2 separate regions of the Homo sapiens genome follow, and region 2 is linked to region 1. A link is an interaction called in ENCODE POLR2A ChIA-PET data of the cell type or tissue named here. Cell type or tissue: PC-3. All regions are shown on one strand.

Region 1 (8,000 bases):
TTCAAGCCATTCTTCTGCCTCAGCCTCCTGAGTAGCTGGGATTACAGGCGTGCGCCACCATGCCTGGTTAATTTTTGTATTATTAGTAGAGATGGGGTTTCACCATGTTGTCCAGGCTGGTCTCAAACTCCTGACCTAGGGGATATACCCTCCTCGGCCTCCCAAAGTGCTGGGATTACAGGTGTGAGTCACCGTGCCCAGGCTTGTATTTATTTTTCAGTATAGACAGGGTTTTACCACGTTTGCCAGGCTGGTCTCAAACTCCTGACCTCAGGTGATCCGCCCGCCTCAGCCTCCCAAAGTCTCATCTTTAAAAAGAATGAAAGAAATAAACAAGAAAAAACAAAACAAAACAAAAAAACACAACTCACAACACAAAAAACCCAAACAAGAGTAGTAATGTGGCTAGATGTGATGGCTCACATCTGTAATCCCGCACTTTGGAAGGCAGGAGAATCACTTCAACCCAGGAATTTGAGACCAACCTGGGCAACATAGTGAGACTGCATCTCTACAAAAAATGTTAAAAACTTAGCCTGGTGGTGCATGCCTGTAGTCCCAGCCACTTGGGAGGCTGAGGTAGGATTGCTCGAGCCTGGGAGGCAGAGGCTGCAGTGAGCCAGGATTACACCACTGCACTCCACCTGGGTGACAGAGCAAGACCGTGTCTCAAAAAAAAAAAAAAAAAGTAATGAAGATATACATCCAAAAGAATTGAAGGCAGGAACTCAAACAGCTATACTAATACAGATTGAAGATTCCTAATCCAGGGCCAGGCGTGGTGGCTCAGGCCTGTAATCACAGCACCTTGGGAGGCTGAGGCGGGCGGATCACTTGAGGTCGGGGTTAGAGACCAGCCTGGCCAACATGATAAAACCCCGTCTCTATTAAAAATACAAAAATTAGGCCGGGCGCAGTGGCTCACATCTGTAATTCCAACACTTTGGGAAGCCGAGGCGGGCGGATCACTTGAAGTCAGGGGTTAGACACCAGCCTGGCCAACATAATGAAACCCCGTCTCTATTAAAAATACAAAAATTAGGCTGGGCACGGTGGCTCACGCCTGTAATTCCAGCACTTTGGGAGGCCGAGGCGGGCAGATCACAAGGTCAGGAGATCAAGACCATCCTGGCTAACACGGTGAAAACCCATCTCTACTGAAAAAAAAAATACAAAAAATTAGCCGGGTGTGGTGGCGGGCGCCTGTAGTCCCAGCTACTTGGGAAGCTGAGGCAGGAGAATGGGGCGTGAACCAGGGAGGCGGAGCTTGCAGTGAGCGGAGATCACGCCACTGCACTCCAGCCTAGGCGACAGAGCAAGATTCCGTCTCGAAAAACAAAACAAACAAACAAAACAACAAAACAAAAATTAGACAGGCGTGGTGGCATGAGCCTGTAGTCCCAGCTAAAAAGAAAAAAAAAGGATTCCTAATCCAAAATCCGAAACTTTTTGAGTGCTAACATGACACCACAAGTAGAAAACTTCACATCTGACCTCATCTGCTGGATCACAGTCAAAACTGTGTTTCATGCACAAAATGAATAAAATATTGTACAAAACTACCGTCAGGCTATGTGTATCAGGGACGTATGAAACATAAATGCATTTCTTGTATAGGCTGGGGTCCCATCCCCAAGATATCTCATTATGTATATGCAAATATTCCAAAATCCAAAAAAAAATCCAAAATCTGAAACACTTCTGGTTCCAAGCACAACCAGATCAGAGACACTCAACCTGTACTTGTACCTCAATGTTCAGAGTAGCATTATTATTTTTTGTTTGTTTGTTTGTTTGGAGACAGAGTCTTGCTCTGTCACCCAGGCTGGAGTGCAGCGGGGTGATCTCAGATCACTGCAACCTCCGCCTCCCTGGTTCAAGCGATTCTCCTGCCTCAGCCTCCCGAGTAGCTGGGACTACAGGCGCATACCGCCACGCCCAGCTAATTTTTTTGTATTTTAGTAGAGACAGAGTTTCACCATGTTGCCCAGGCTGGTCTGGAACTCCTGAGCTCAGCCAATCCACCCGCATCGGCCTCCCAAAGTGGTAGGTTTACAGGCGTGAGTCACCACGCCCGGCTTATTATTATTATTATTATTATTATTATTATTATTATTATTATTTTGAGCTGGAGTTGCACTCTGTTGACCAGGCTGGAGTGCAATGGCACGATCTCAGCTCACTGCAACGTCTATCTCCCGGGTTCAAGCAATTCTCCCGCCTCAGCCTCCCAAGTAGCTGGGATTACAGGCACGCAGCACCATGCAGGCTAATTTTTGTATTTTTTTTTTTTTTTTTTTGAGGCAGAGTCTCGCTCTGTCGCCCAGGCTGGAGTGCAGTGGCGCGATCGCACTCAATGCAAGCTCCGCCTCTCTGGTTCACGCCATTCTCCTGCCTCAGCCTCACGAGTAGCTGGGACTACAGGCGCCCGCCACCACACCCGGCTAATTTTTTGTATTTTTTTTTTTTAGTAGAGATGGGGTTTCACCATGTTAGCCGGGATGGTCTTGATCTCCTGACCTCGTGATCCACCCGCCTCGGCCTCCCAAAGTGCTAGGATTACAGGCGTGAGCCACCGCGCCCGGCTTAATTTTTGTATTTTTAGTAGAGACAGGGTTTCATCATACTGGCCAGGCTGGTCTCGAACTCCTGACCTCAACTGATCCACCCGCCTTGGTCTCCCAAAGTGCTGGGATTACAGGCGTGAGCCACCGCACCTGGCCTAGAGCAGCATTATTTACAACAGCCGAAAGATGGAAACAACCCAAACGTCCACTAATAGATGAATGGATAAACAGAACACACACACAAATATTATGCAGTCTTAGTAAGGAATGAAATACTGATAATGCTGCAAGATGGATGAACCTTGAGAACAATATGCTAAGTAAAATAAGCCAGATACAAAATAACAAATGTTATAAGCAAATTCATAGGAACAGAAAGTAGAATAGAGGTGACCAGAGGCTGAGAGAAGGGAGGAATGAGGAGGTAGTGTTTAATGAGTACAGGTTTCTGTTTGTGGTGATGAAAAAATTCTGAAAATGGATAGTGGTGATAGCTGTACAACAACGTGAATGAACTTTATTCCACTGAAATGTACACTTTTAAAATAGTTTAAAAGTAAATAATGTGGGGAGAATTACAAAACTAATGGTAAAAAGACTAAAGTTTGGAATATCTTTTTTTTTCTTTTTTTTTTTTTGAGACAGAGTCTCTGTTGCCCAGGCTGGAGCACAACGGCACAATCTCGGCTCACTGCAACCTCTGCCTCCCGGGTTGAACTGCTTGAAATATTTTACCAGTTCCCTCATTAAGGAATTACAGAAAATCGGACTTATTTCCATTTCATACTTGTATGAATCATGATTATAACTTTTTTCTGCCTAATCATCATTTAGTAACCTTTTTCACAGATAAGGAAACCAGAGCTCCAAAGGGTTTAAAGCCATGACAAACACGGCCATCTGGCTCCAAAGCCTGTGCTCTGGGAACACCACACTGCCTTAACCTTATGCCAACTCTCTTGCAGGGTCATGACTGTGTACCAGAAAGGAAAGCATTTTCCAAGGACAGCACATAAGGTGGCCCTGAGGAGCCTCTCCCTCTTCTCTAAAGACACTACTTAAAAACCATTAGCCTAAGACAAAAGTGGACATACCCAGCAGCTTAGGAACTCAAACACTCCCCCACCTCCAACGACACAGTTTACTTAATTTACAAAAAAAAAAAGAAAAAGAAAAAGAAAAAGCCAGGGGCGGTGGCTCATGCCTGTATTTTCAGCACTTTGGGAGGCCGAGGCTGGTGGATCACCTGAGGTCAGGAGTTCAAAACCAGCCATGGTAAAACCCAGTCTCTACTACAATTACAAAAATTAGCCTGGCATGGTGGCATGCACCTGTAATCCTAGCTACTTGGGAGGCTGAGTCAGGAGAATCGCTTGAACCCAGGAGACAGAGGTTGTAGTGAGCCGAGACTGCACCACTGCACTCCAGCCTGGGAGACAGAGTGAGAGACTGTCTCAAAAAAATTTTTTAAAAAGGGTAGTTTTCTCAAAGTCCCATCCAGAGAGAGATTTGGAAGACAAGGACTTCTCCTTTACTCTGTATTCTCTTTCTCTTAGGTGAAATCATTATTATTATTATTATTATTGTTATTTGAGATGGAGTCCTGCTTTTGTCGCCCAGGCTGGAGGGCAATGGCATGATCTCGGCTCACTGCAACCTCCGACTCCCGGGTTCAAGTGATTCTCCTGCCTCAGTCTCCCAAGTAGATGGGATTATAGGCGCCCACCACCACGCCCAGCTAATTTTTGCATTTTTAGTAGAGACAGGGTTTCACCATGTTGACCAGGCTCGTCTTGAACTCCTGACCTCAGGTGATCCGTCCGCCTTGGCCTCCCAAAGTGCTGGGACTACAGGCGTGAGTCACCATGCCCGGCCAATAATTAACTCTTAAGTATAATAATTACAACTGCTGTGGATTAAAACTCTATTTTTAAAGGGGAATTTATCCCACTCATTTCAACTTATACCACTATTATCACTTACGTGTGACATCTATGTTTTTCAGGGCCTTAACATACATCAAACTGTTCTAAAAAAACCTGTGATATGGAATAGGAACACTACACTAGAATATGGATGTCGGCATGTGGGATAGCACATCATTCTCAAACTAAGGAGATAAAGAATAAAGGAGCTGGTCAACAAATAAAGTCACTTTCCATGTCTCACTGCTAAAATACTCAAAGGTTTCTGAATGAGAATTCACGTTACCATTCCTCTACAATATTTACGTCATAGAAAATAATAGGCTGGGTGTGGTGGCTCACGCCTGCAATCTCAGCACTTTGGGAGGCCGAGGCAGGCAGATCACTTGAGGTCAGGAGTCAGACCACCCTGGCCATCATGGTGAAAGCCTAAACATATAAAAATTAGCTGGGCACAGAGGCGGGCGCCTGTAATCTCACCTACTTCGGAGGCTGAGGCAGGAGAAATTGCTCCCTGGAGGCAGAGGTTGCAGTGAGCCAAGATTGTGCCACTGCACTCCAGCCTGGGTGACAGAGCTAGACTCCGTCTCAAAAAAATAAAAAAAAAAAGAGAGAGAAAATAGGCCAGGCACAGTGGCTCACACCTGTAATCCCAGCACTTTGGGAGGCCGAGGTGGGTGGATCACCTGAGGTCAGGAGTTCGAGACTAGCCTGCCCAACATGGTGAAACCCCATCTCTACTAAAAATATAAAAATTAGCTGGGTGTGGTGACAGGGGCCTGTAATCCGAGCTACTGGGGAGGCTGAGGCAGAAGAATCGCTTGAACCTGGGAGGCAGAGGTTGCAATGAGCCTAGATCGCGCCATTGCACTCCAGCCTGGGCGACAAGAATGAAACTCCATCTCAAAAAAAGAAAAAAAAAGAACTACTACTAAATAAGACATTTTGGCCAGGTGCCGTGGTTCCTGCCTATAATCCCAGCACTTTGGGAGGCTGAGATGGGAGGATCCCCCAGCCCAGGAATTTAAGACCACCTTGGGTAATATAGGGAGACCCCATCTCTATTTTTTTAATTAAATTAAAAATAAATGCATAAATACAAAGGTATAAACATAGCGCTTCTCCAGATTCTTCTAGGCTGCTGTGCCCTATCTACAATCAAACAAGACGAACTGGAAGTGAGCAGTGTCTAAAGAAAATCTCCCTGCTAACTAATCTCTTGGAGTATCCTGTATTCTCTAACCAATTGTTAGGTACTATGGAAACAATGTGGGTTTTCAGATGCATTTTCCTAAACTCATCTTCCTCCAGTACAACATCAGGATCAGGAACCAGTGTTCATGGCACGTCACTAAGGCTGCTTTCTCAACTCACCCCACAAGGGTGTACATCAACCACTCTAAACAGGGACTGTACTCACGTCAGCTACAGCAATGGACTGCACGTCAGCATTAGCGATGAGATGGCTCTTCACAAGCGTCCCAGTGGCTGAGTCCCAGAACTGCACCTTCCCAGCAGAGTCCACACTTATGATAGTGCCATCGGACAAGAAGGCGACACCCCACACGATGCACTTCCGCTTAGACACGCCCATATACTGCCTGTCCACAATCATCTTATGAACAGCGCTGCCTGAAAAATCAGAAAAGCACACCTTCAAATGGTACTTATTTCTCTGTCTTCAAAATCTGCCTGCGGCCAAAGTGGAAGGACTGCTTGAGCCCTGGAGTTTAAGGCCAGCCTAGGCAACGAAGTGAGACCTCATCTCTACGAAACAACATAACAAACCCGCCTGCGGTAAGCATGATATGGTAGGTGAGCTGACTGAACAGTCAGCCTATAAATGGTAGTTCTGGTGAACCTGATCTCGGAACTCCAAAATGGTTACCTGAAGAGAAGGGGTGTTGGGAGAGCCTAACAGGAAAGGGATAGAAGGTGCAAGGGAGGGAGGAAGGGAGGGAAGAGAATGAGAACAGAAACCCCTTTGGTGGGGTGAAATGGAAAGAGACATTTGGGACATTCACTTAAAGCTGGTCAACTGCACACACACATTACACTCTGCTCTTTTCCAAAATCCCACAGGAAAGGGAGAGATCAGTGACAAAATTTGGGGAACTGGAAAGCAGACAAGTAGTGGCACTGACTTAGCAGAGCCCTGAAACTAAGTCCCAGGTCGGCAGAGAGGAAAGCCAAGAAGCCACCTGATTTATACTATGGAATCCTTGGACTCAGGAATTGGGGACCCCAGATATTCTAGAAAAGGAGTAAGTGGGGCTTCAAAGAGGGATCCGTTAACAGCTGGTAGACCCCTCAGATAGCCATGCCCTGACTAAGAAGGTGGGAAGCTCCCAAAATGCACGTCAGCAGAATACTGGAGACGTTGTCTGAGGAGGGCTATCAGGCAGAAGCAGTATATGAAAACCAGGATTAAGTGAACATTTCTCACTGAATGTTGAGAACACCATTCTTTTTTTTCCCCTTAGAATGCTGATAGCCAGGCCAATACTCACCAGGCAGGAGAATGAAAAACCATTTCTGAGGAACATAACTGACACAAAAGAAAAGATCTGAAGATTCTGGCTTCAGGGCTACCCCAAATAAGCAGTCCAGCCAGATCATTCTTCAGTGAAACCCAAGCTCAGTAAGCCACATGATGCAGTGATGAGATGATCACCAGACATGAGGAAAGCCTTTAACATGAAAGGCAGAGGCCAAACGGACTAACAGAAACAAATAAATGAATAACAGGGAAGAAACAGGCAGAGTGAAAAACACTTGACAATTATTAATAGCCTTAGAGAAGAGTTTCGGGGTGAGGGGAGGGGGGAGGGATAGCATTAGGAGATATACCTAACGCTAAATGACGAGTTAATGGGTGCAGCACACCAGCATGGCACATGTATACATATGTAACTAACCTGCACATTGTGCACATGTACCCTAAAACTTAAAGTATAATAATAATAAAATAAAATAAAATAAAAAAAGAAAGAGAAGAGTTTCTGTATAATGAAACATAAAGAGAATGCTGTAAAAAAGAAGATTCACGAAAAAAAAGAACTCTGGAAATGTCAAAAATGAAAAACTCAATAGAGGATTCAAAGATAAAAAAGACAAACTCTCCCAGAAAGCATAGTAAAAAGACAAAGAAATGAAAAATAAGAGTAAAAGAATTTCCCCCCAGAACTGAAGGACGTGGGTATTGGATTAGAAGAACCTACCAGGTGTCCAGAACAATTAATTGATCCACATACCAAGAAACCTAATTATTACATTTCATAACAGTAAGGATAAAACATCCTAAAAGCTCCTGGGGGAAAAAAAAATAAAACAGGTCCTACACAAAGGGATAACTCTCAGAATGGCAGCTTACTTGCTAATAATACGAGGAGCTGGAAGACAGCGGAGCCAGGGCTTCAGAATTCTAAGGGAAAAGAATTTCCAACCTAGAATTCTTTCTCATGCACTCTTACTCAGGATCCACCAAAGGGTAAACCAAGAAAGTGAA
Region 2 (8,000 bases), 78 kb before region 1:
TATGTATAATCTTATCTGCTGAGGGGTTAATTCAGCTAAATTTCTTATTAAAACAAACCTGCCATAAAAGCAAAATTCTCCTTAGTAAACAATTATAAGCTTAAACAAATGGCTTCTGAATGAGCAGTTTGCTCCTGCAGTAACATAAAAACATAACCTTAGGGCCATGCACCATGGCTCACACCTGTAATCCCAGCATTTTGTGAGGCCAAGGCAGAAGGATTGCTTGAGCCCACAAGTTCAAGACCAGCTTGGGCAACATAGCGAGACCCCGTCTTTACAAAACAATTTAAAAATTAGCCTGATGTGGTGGCATATGCTTGTAGTCCCAGCAACTCAGGACACTGACGTGGGAGGACTGCTTGAGCTTGAGAGGTTGAGGCTGCAGTGAGCCACAATCCCACCACCGCACTCCAGTGTGACAGTGGGAGACCTTGTCTCAGAGAAAAGCAAGAAAGATAAATGAAGTCTTATCTATCATAAGGAGCCAATAATGGATTAAAATATTCTTATTAGAAAGTCAGTCCTTGCCTCAGGAACCCAACATATAGGGTTTTATCTATTGCTAGCACATATGATAGGAAACAAAGTTTTTTTTTTTTTTTTACTCTTAAGAATCATAGGGTGGGCATGGTGGCTCACGCCTGTAATCCCAGCACTTGGGGAGGCCGAGGCAGACAGATCACCTAAGGTCAGGAGTTCAAGACCAGTCTGGCCAACATAGTGAAACCCTGTCTCTACAAAAATACAAAAATTAGCTGGTCATGATGGCGGGTGCCTGTATTCCCAGCTACTTGGGAGGCTGAGGCGGGAGAATTGCTTTAACCCAGGAAGCAGAGGTTGCAGTGAGCCGAGATCACGCCATAGCACTCCAGCCTGGGCAACAGAGTGAGACTCCTTCTCGAAAAATCAAAAAACAAAAAACAGAAGAACTGGGCATCTCATGCCTTTAATCCTAGCACTTTGGGAGGCCGAGGCGGGCAGATCACTTGAGATCAGTAGTTTGAGACCAGCCTAGCCAACATGGTGAAACCCCATGTCTACTAAAACTACAAAAATTAGCCAGGTGTGGAGACGGGCGCCTGTAATCCCAGCTACTCAGGAGGCCGAGGTAGGAGAATCACTTGAACCCAGGAGGCGGAGGCTGCACTGAGCCGAGATCACATCACTGCACTCCAGCCTGGGTGACAGAGTGAGACTCCGTCTCCAAAACCAAAAAGAGCTACAATGTTCCCCCCTTTTCAACAACTCTCTCCTATGTGCAAAGCACGTGGATCTTTAAAATGTTTGACACACAAATCTTGTCCTCAAGTTATTTACTTGAGGAATAAAAGGAAGACATGTGTCCCCTAAAATAGGCCAACTAATAAAGTAGAAATTATAATAAGGCAAAACATGATACATGCTATAGAGGTGTAAATACAATGTTACACATAATTGGATGTAACAGCAGCAAATAAAATAAAATCACTGAAAAATATAAAAATACTTACTAATGTTTTTCCACTAGACAACAAAACTTCCACGAGACAACGAAATTTCCACTAGACAACAACAAAAAAACCATAGCAATTCAAGCGCAAGGAAATCGTTATCCGTATTTTTGTTGCTAAGTGGATATGTTCTGGACTAGCTGGATAAACCGGATGCTTTGTTTTAGATCAGCACCCTGAATGATAAACTATAGACGGAAATACAATATTAACCCAGCACAATAGCTGTGTTCAAAGGGTCAGCAACCACTCCATCCTGAACATCCAGTTAGAGTCACCACTTAGGAACAAGAAAGTCCTCCAAGTTTCCATGTCTTTAAATACTTGGTAATTTTCTTTTCTCTTTTTTGTATAAAAGAAATCCTGTAAGTTACTGCCAGGCCTTCATTGTTATTAGAGCTTTTCAGACCAAATAGGCAGAATTAACTGAGTTCAGGGAAAGAGAAAAGACAAAGATGTCTTCGTGTTCTTTCCCTCTTCATTCTTACATAACACATACTAATGAATTCCACTGTAGTAAACTCAGAACCGTCAGAGTTAATAGCAATCAACTACTGCATGTTAAGTAATATTGTGTGACACTGGTCAACCCACATACTGTAACTTTATCTGCTGATAATTTGTTTTATTAATTTTCTTAATGAAAAAGTAATAAAAACAAAAGCTGGAACAATTTGAGCATCAAAATAAGTAACAGTAATACAGGATTATAACCCACAGAATAAAATAAATATCCAAGAGTCCACAATAATATAAATAATGTAATAAATACATAAATGGAGGAGAAGGGCCAGCTCTTTCTTACAGAAGAATTCTCATTAGTAAGTGTAGTAGGCATGAGATAAATAGAAAATCATCATTAAAACACTATAGTAATCATTGTTGCAGGCAAGATCCAATGATTTATGCTAAAATTACTGGGCAAAAGTTTAAAGAATAACTGTGTGTTTGCATAATCTCACCATATTTTCCAAGATACTTATTAATTACAAAGGAAACAGTGGCTCACGCCTGTAATCCCAGTACTTTGGGAGGCCAAGGCAAGCGGATCATGAGGTCAGGAGTTCGAGACCAGCCTGGCCAACATGGTGAAACCCCGTCTCTACTAACGATACAAAAAATCAGCCGGGCGTGGTGGCGCGAGCCTGTAATTCCAGCTACTAGGGAGGCTGAGGCAGGAGAATCGCTTGAACCTGGGAGGCAGAGGTTGCAGTGAGCCAAGATCGCACCACTGCACTCCAGCCTGGGCAACAGGGCAAGACTCCGTCTCAAAAAAAAAAAAAAAAAAATTGCAAAGGAAAAATAGTAACTTTATGTGGAGAAACATGACAGTAATCAAGGTTTATATGACTAGATTAAGAAATATTGAAGTCATATCCCACCCCTGCCCAATATGATACACTGAGAATGATACATCACTTCTCTGGTTTCCTTCCCAAGAATGAGTAACCTCCATATATTCATGATGAAATAAGACAAACCCAATTGAGGGACATTCTACAAAACCACTGACCAGTATTCTTCTAAAGTGTCAAGGTCATAAAAGAAAAGACAAGACTGAAGAACTGTCGGCCGGGTGTGGTGGCTCACGCCTGTAATCCCAACACTTCGGGAGGCTGAGGCGGGTGGATCACGAGGTCAGGAGATCAAGACCATCCTGGCTAACACAGTGAAACCCCGTCTCTACAAACAAAATACAAAAAACTAGTCGGGCATGGTGGCGGGCACCTGTAGTCCCAGCTACTTGGGAGGCTGAGGCAGGAGAATGGCATGAATCCAGAAGGCGGAGCTTGCAGTGAGCCGAGATTGGGCCACTGCACTCCAGCCTGGATGACAGAGCGAGACTCCGTCTCAAAAAAAAAACAAAACTGTCACAGATTGGAGGAAACAAAGGAAACATGACAACGAAGTGTAATGTGGGATCCTGGAACAGAAAAAGGACATTACTGGAAAAATGGGTGAAAACCATAAAGAGACTGTAGTTTAATAATATCATACTAATGTTGGCTGGGTGTGGTGGCTCATGCCTGAAATCCCAGCGCTTTGAGAGGCTGAGGTAGGTGCATTACCTGAAGTCAGGAATTGGAAACCAGCCTGGCCAACATGGCGAAACCTTGACTCCACTAAAAATACAAAAATTAGCCAGGCGTGGTGGCTGGGGCGCCTGTAATCTCAGCTACTTGGGAGGCTGAGGCAGGAGAATCGCTTGAACCCAGGAGGCAGAGGTTGCAGTGAGCCAAGATCACACGACTGCACTCCAGCCTGGGCAACAAGAGCAAAACTCTGTATCAAAAAAAAAAAAAAAAAATTCTTAGTTTTGATAATGGTTATGCAAGATGTTAACATTCGGGGAAACTGGAAACTCTGTATTATTTCTATAACTTTTAAGTCTAAAAGCAAAAGAATTGTAAGTAATAAGAACAAAACGGCTGGGCGCAGTGGCTCACAAGTACTTCAGGAGGCCGAGGCAGGTGGATCACCTGAGGTTAGGAGTTTGAGACCAGCCTGGCCACTGTGGTGAAACCTCATCTCTACTAAAAATAAAAAAAAATTAGCTGGGCATGGTGGCATGTGCCAGTAATCCCAGCTACTCGGGAGGCTGAGGCAGGAGAATTGCTTGAACCTGGGAGGCAGAGGTTGCAGTGAGCCAAGTTCGCACCACTGCACTCCAGCCTGGGCAACAAGAGCAAAAACTCCCATCTCAGAAAAAAAGAAAAGAAAATAACAAATCACAGAAAATCTGGAAAAGAGATAAAATAGTCATCTTTATTACTAATAAAACGTATCTTTCCTTCTAGTCTTTTTGTCTATGTATTTTGTGTCTAGGCATTTTAATAGCTATAATCATACATAGAATTTTTATCTTGCTTTTTAACACATCTTATAAAATCTTTTTTTTTTTTTTTTGAGATGAAGTCTCACTCTGTGGCCTGGGCTGGAGTGCAGTGGCATGATCTCAGCTTACTGCAACCTCCACCTCCCAGGTTCAAGTGATTCTCCTACCTCTGCTTCCCAAGTAGCTGGGATTACAGGCACACACCACCACGCCCAACCAATTTTTGTATTTTTAGTAGAGACGGGGTTTCACCATGTTGGCCAGGCTGATGTCGAATGCCTGACCTCAGATGATCTACCCACCTTGGCCTCCCTAAGTGATGGAATTCCAGGCATGAGTCACCGCACCAGGCTGGTAGCCTTTTAAATATTACTTGATTGTGCTTTGTAAAAGCTATACTTATCATTTAAAAGACAAATATTAAAAAATTTACAGTTGATATTTTTTATGTTGTACGTCAAGGAAAAGCAGAAATAATAGAAAATAACTATTGCAAGGAACTTGCGGTATGAGATAATTAATTTAAAACGATGCCATAAATAATTGTGATTTAAAAACCAGTTTGCTTTTCTGGACTATCTAGGAAAAGATCTTTTGGAAGTTTTAAAACAATGTTGTTCATGGCAAATAATACCTAAACATTTGAGTTTAAATGTCAAGTATGCAGTGTCAACAAAGACTCAAGCTTTGTGCTATTTTGCAACCAGAGGCTTCAGTAGGTTTTGTTTTGCTTTGCTTTGTATCTATCAGCTCATACCTGAGTTCCATGAGTCTTCTAATAGAGACAGGTATTATAGGTATTAACCAAGATCTGAATTCAAGCCCTTGATACACCACTTATTTGCAAAGAGAATTGTTCTACACTGACATAACAAATTTCCTTTTTTTGAGAGAGAGTCTTATTCTGTCATCCAGGCTGGAGTACAGTGGCATTATCTGGGCTCACTGCAACCACCACCTCATTGGTTCAAGCAATTCTCGTGTCTCAGCCTCCCGAGGAGCTGGGATTACAGGCGTGCGCCACCATGCTTGGCTAATTTTTGTATTTTTAGGAGAGAGGGGGTTTTGCCATGTTGATCAAGTTGGTCTCAAACTCCTGACTTCAAGTGATCTGCCCACGTCAGCCTCCCAAACTGCTGGAATTACAGGTGTAAGCCACCACGCCCTGTCTGACATAATGAATTTCTTATACAGAAGTTTCAAGATTTTTGGTAGAAAATTTCCAGACATTCTATTAGTTTCTTATAAGTAAAACAGAGAAAACAGTACCTATAAAACTCAGGAATGAGATAAAAATTTCAGAGAATTTTTCAAAAGAAACACATCATCCATCACTAGAAAATCATGTATCAAGCATTTATTACATTGTAGAAGCAATGTGTTAGGTGTTCAGGAATTTAGGTTTAGAAGGAAGTGGGACATGTAAACACTAAATGCAATGGAGTATGTAAGTGTGAACTATCAGTATTTGTTACTACAAAGTTTACTTTTAGTTTTGAATGTTTTAAACCTTTGTATTCATTTTTTTTAAAACATGAAATGGCCACAATAAGCGTTACTATATTGTATTTGTAAACGTTCTTCAAATCTGACTTTCTTACCAGAATCAAAAGGCTACATACTGTGTGAGTCCACATATATGACAATCTGGAAAAGGCAAAACAATAAAGGCAGAAAACAAAGTAGTGGTTGCTAGAGACTGGCTCTTGTTGGAGAAAAGGACTAACTACAAGTGAGGAACAGGGGAACTTTTGGGGGTGATAGAAATATTATGTATCTTAATTGTGGTGACAGTTATAGACCGTATATACCCATCAAAACACATAGAACTGGGCCAGGCACAGTGGTTTATTCCTGTAATCCTAGGGCTTTGGAAGGCTGAGGCAAGTGGATCGCTTGAGGCCAAGAGTTTGAGACTAGCCTGGGCAATATAGGGAGACCTTGTCTCTAAAAAAAATTTTTTTTAATTAGCCAAGCATGTGGTGGCATGCATCTTTAGTCCCAGCTACTAGGAAGGCTGAGGCAGAAGGATTGCTTGAGCCCAGGAGTTCAAGGCTGCAATGACCTATGATTGTGCCACCGCACTCCAGCTTGGGTGACAGAGTAAGACCCTGTCTCAAAAAAAAAAACAAAACATGGAACTGTACGCCTAAAGAGTGGATGTTACTGTATGTAAATTATATCTCAATAAATCTGACTTTCTTGGCCAGGCGCAGTGGCTCACGCCTGTAATCCCAGCACTTTGGGAGGCTGAGGCGGGAGGATCAGAGGTCAGGAGATCGAGACCATCCTGGCTAACATGATGAAACCCCGTCTCTACTAAAAATACAAAAAATTAGCCGGGTGTGGTGGCGGGCGCCTGTAGTCCCAGCTACTCGGGAGGCTGAGGCAGGAGAATGGCGTGAATCTGGGAGATGGAGCTTGCAGTGAGCCGAGATCATGCCACTGCACTCCAGCCTGGGCAACGAGTAAGACTCTGTCTCAAAAAAAAAAAAAAAAAAAAAAAAAATCTGACTTTCTTGCATTGGAACATACATTTTCTAAATACTTACATAAAACCATCAAGAGGCTTAAGTAAGTTATGGGTACCTTCGCTTAAAAATGCAAAACCTGGAGTTGGGCACAGTGGCTCATGCCTGTAATTCCAGCACTTTGGGAGGCCAAGGCAGGCAGATCATGAGGTCAGGAGATCAAGACCATCCTGGCCAACATGGTGAAACCCCCGTTTCTACCAAAAATACAAAAATTAGCTGGGCGTGGTGGCACGTGCCTATAATCCCAGTTACTCGAGAGGCTGAGGCAGGAGAATTGCTTAAACCAGGGAGTCGGAGGTTGCAGTGAGCCAAGATCGCGCCACTGCACTCCAGCTTGGTAACACAGTGAGACTCCATCTCCAAAAACAAAACAAAACAAAACAAAACAAAACAAAACAAAACAAAACAAAATAAAATAAAATCTGGTTTCTATGACTATTGCGTACAAACTATTAAATAATTGAAGAAATTTACAACCAAATGAGACGGACTTTTTAAATATACTAGAATCATATTCACTGCCTCAGAGAACTGAGTTATTTTCTTTCCCCCTCTTGCACTATTACTGACTCATAGCATGGACTTGAGCAAATTATTTAGTCTCTAGGCTTGTATTCTAATCATATGTGTAGTAATGACTATTAACTGCCATTACATGCACTTAAGATTCTCAGCTAAACATAAATCATCACATTCTGCAATACTATTTGTTCTGCCTTTGGAGGGACTGCCTCATATTCCAGAGATATATTAGAATGTTCTTTGAGTTGACATCTCCAGTGATCCAGCCATTAAATTAACATCTCCCTATTCCCCAGCTCTTCCATGATGGCCCTTGATGGTCCTGATCTAATTTTCCTTAGGTTATTTAATCTTTCCTAATATCAATCAACTGTAGTTCCATGGTTCATAATATGGTATTTATGGCTAAACAATGAAAAGTTCCTGAACCAGACCTGATGTCTTACAGGTACTGCAAACTTAACAAGTATGTATTAGACACTTGGATGGCTAATCCAATACCCACTCCCAATCCTCCTCTCTCTCCTATCTATCTTCACCATAAAGTTAAATACTCACTTCTCCAATGCCCCTTGCAGTTACTGGTAACCATTCCACTAGTTATGGCCAACAAGA

What was found. Peaks named below come from ENCODE experiments on the same cell type or tissue, not always from the same donor. Only the 100,000 strongest peaks of a DNase experiment are listed, where the experiment ranks them.
Region 2: POLR2A ChIA-PET joins it to region 1 with 18 read pairs; 5 of 35 experiments call an interaction of 5 or more read pairs at or near these places.

The regions. Positions count from the first base shown.
Region 1 is chr16:69,141,302-69,149,301 of GRCh38, reverse strand. UTP4 (UTP4 small subunit processome component) reads right to left here. Exons shown (of 17, transcript NM_032830.3): 6 at 5,913-6,124. Among named protein-coding and RNA genes, the nearest start is that of UTP4, 13 kb to the right of the region's middle. In PC-3, a CTCF peak has its summit at 5,945; no DNase peak of the experiment used is centred here.
Region 2 is chr16:69,218,993-69,226,992 of GRCh38, reverse strand. The region is part of intron 1 of SNTB2 (syntrophin beta 2); the gene reads right to left. Among named protein-coding and RNA genes, the nearest start is that of SNTB2, 36 kb to the right of the region's middle. In PC-3, no CTCF peak of the experiment used is centred here; a DNase peak (open chromatin) is centred at 4,642; H3K27ac peaks cover 693 bases.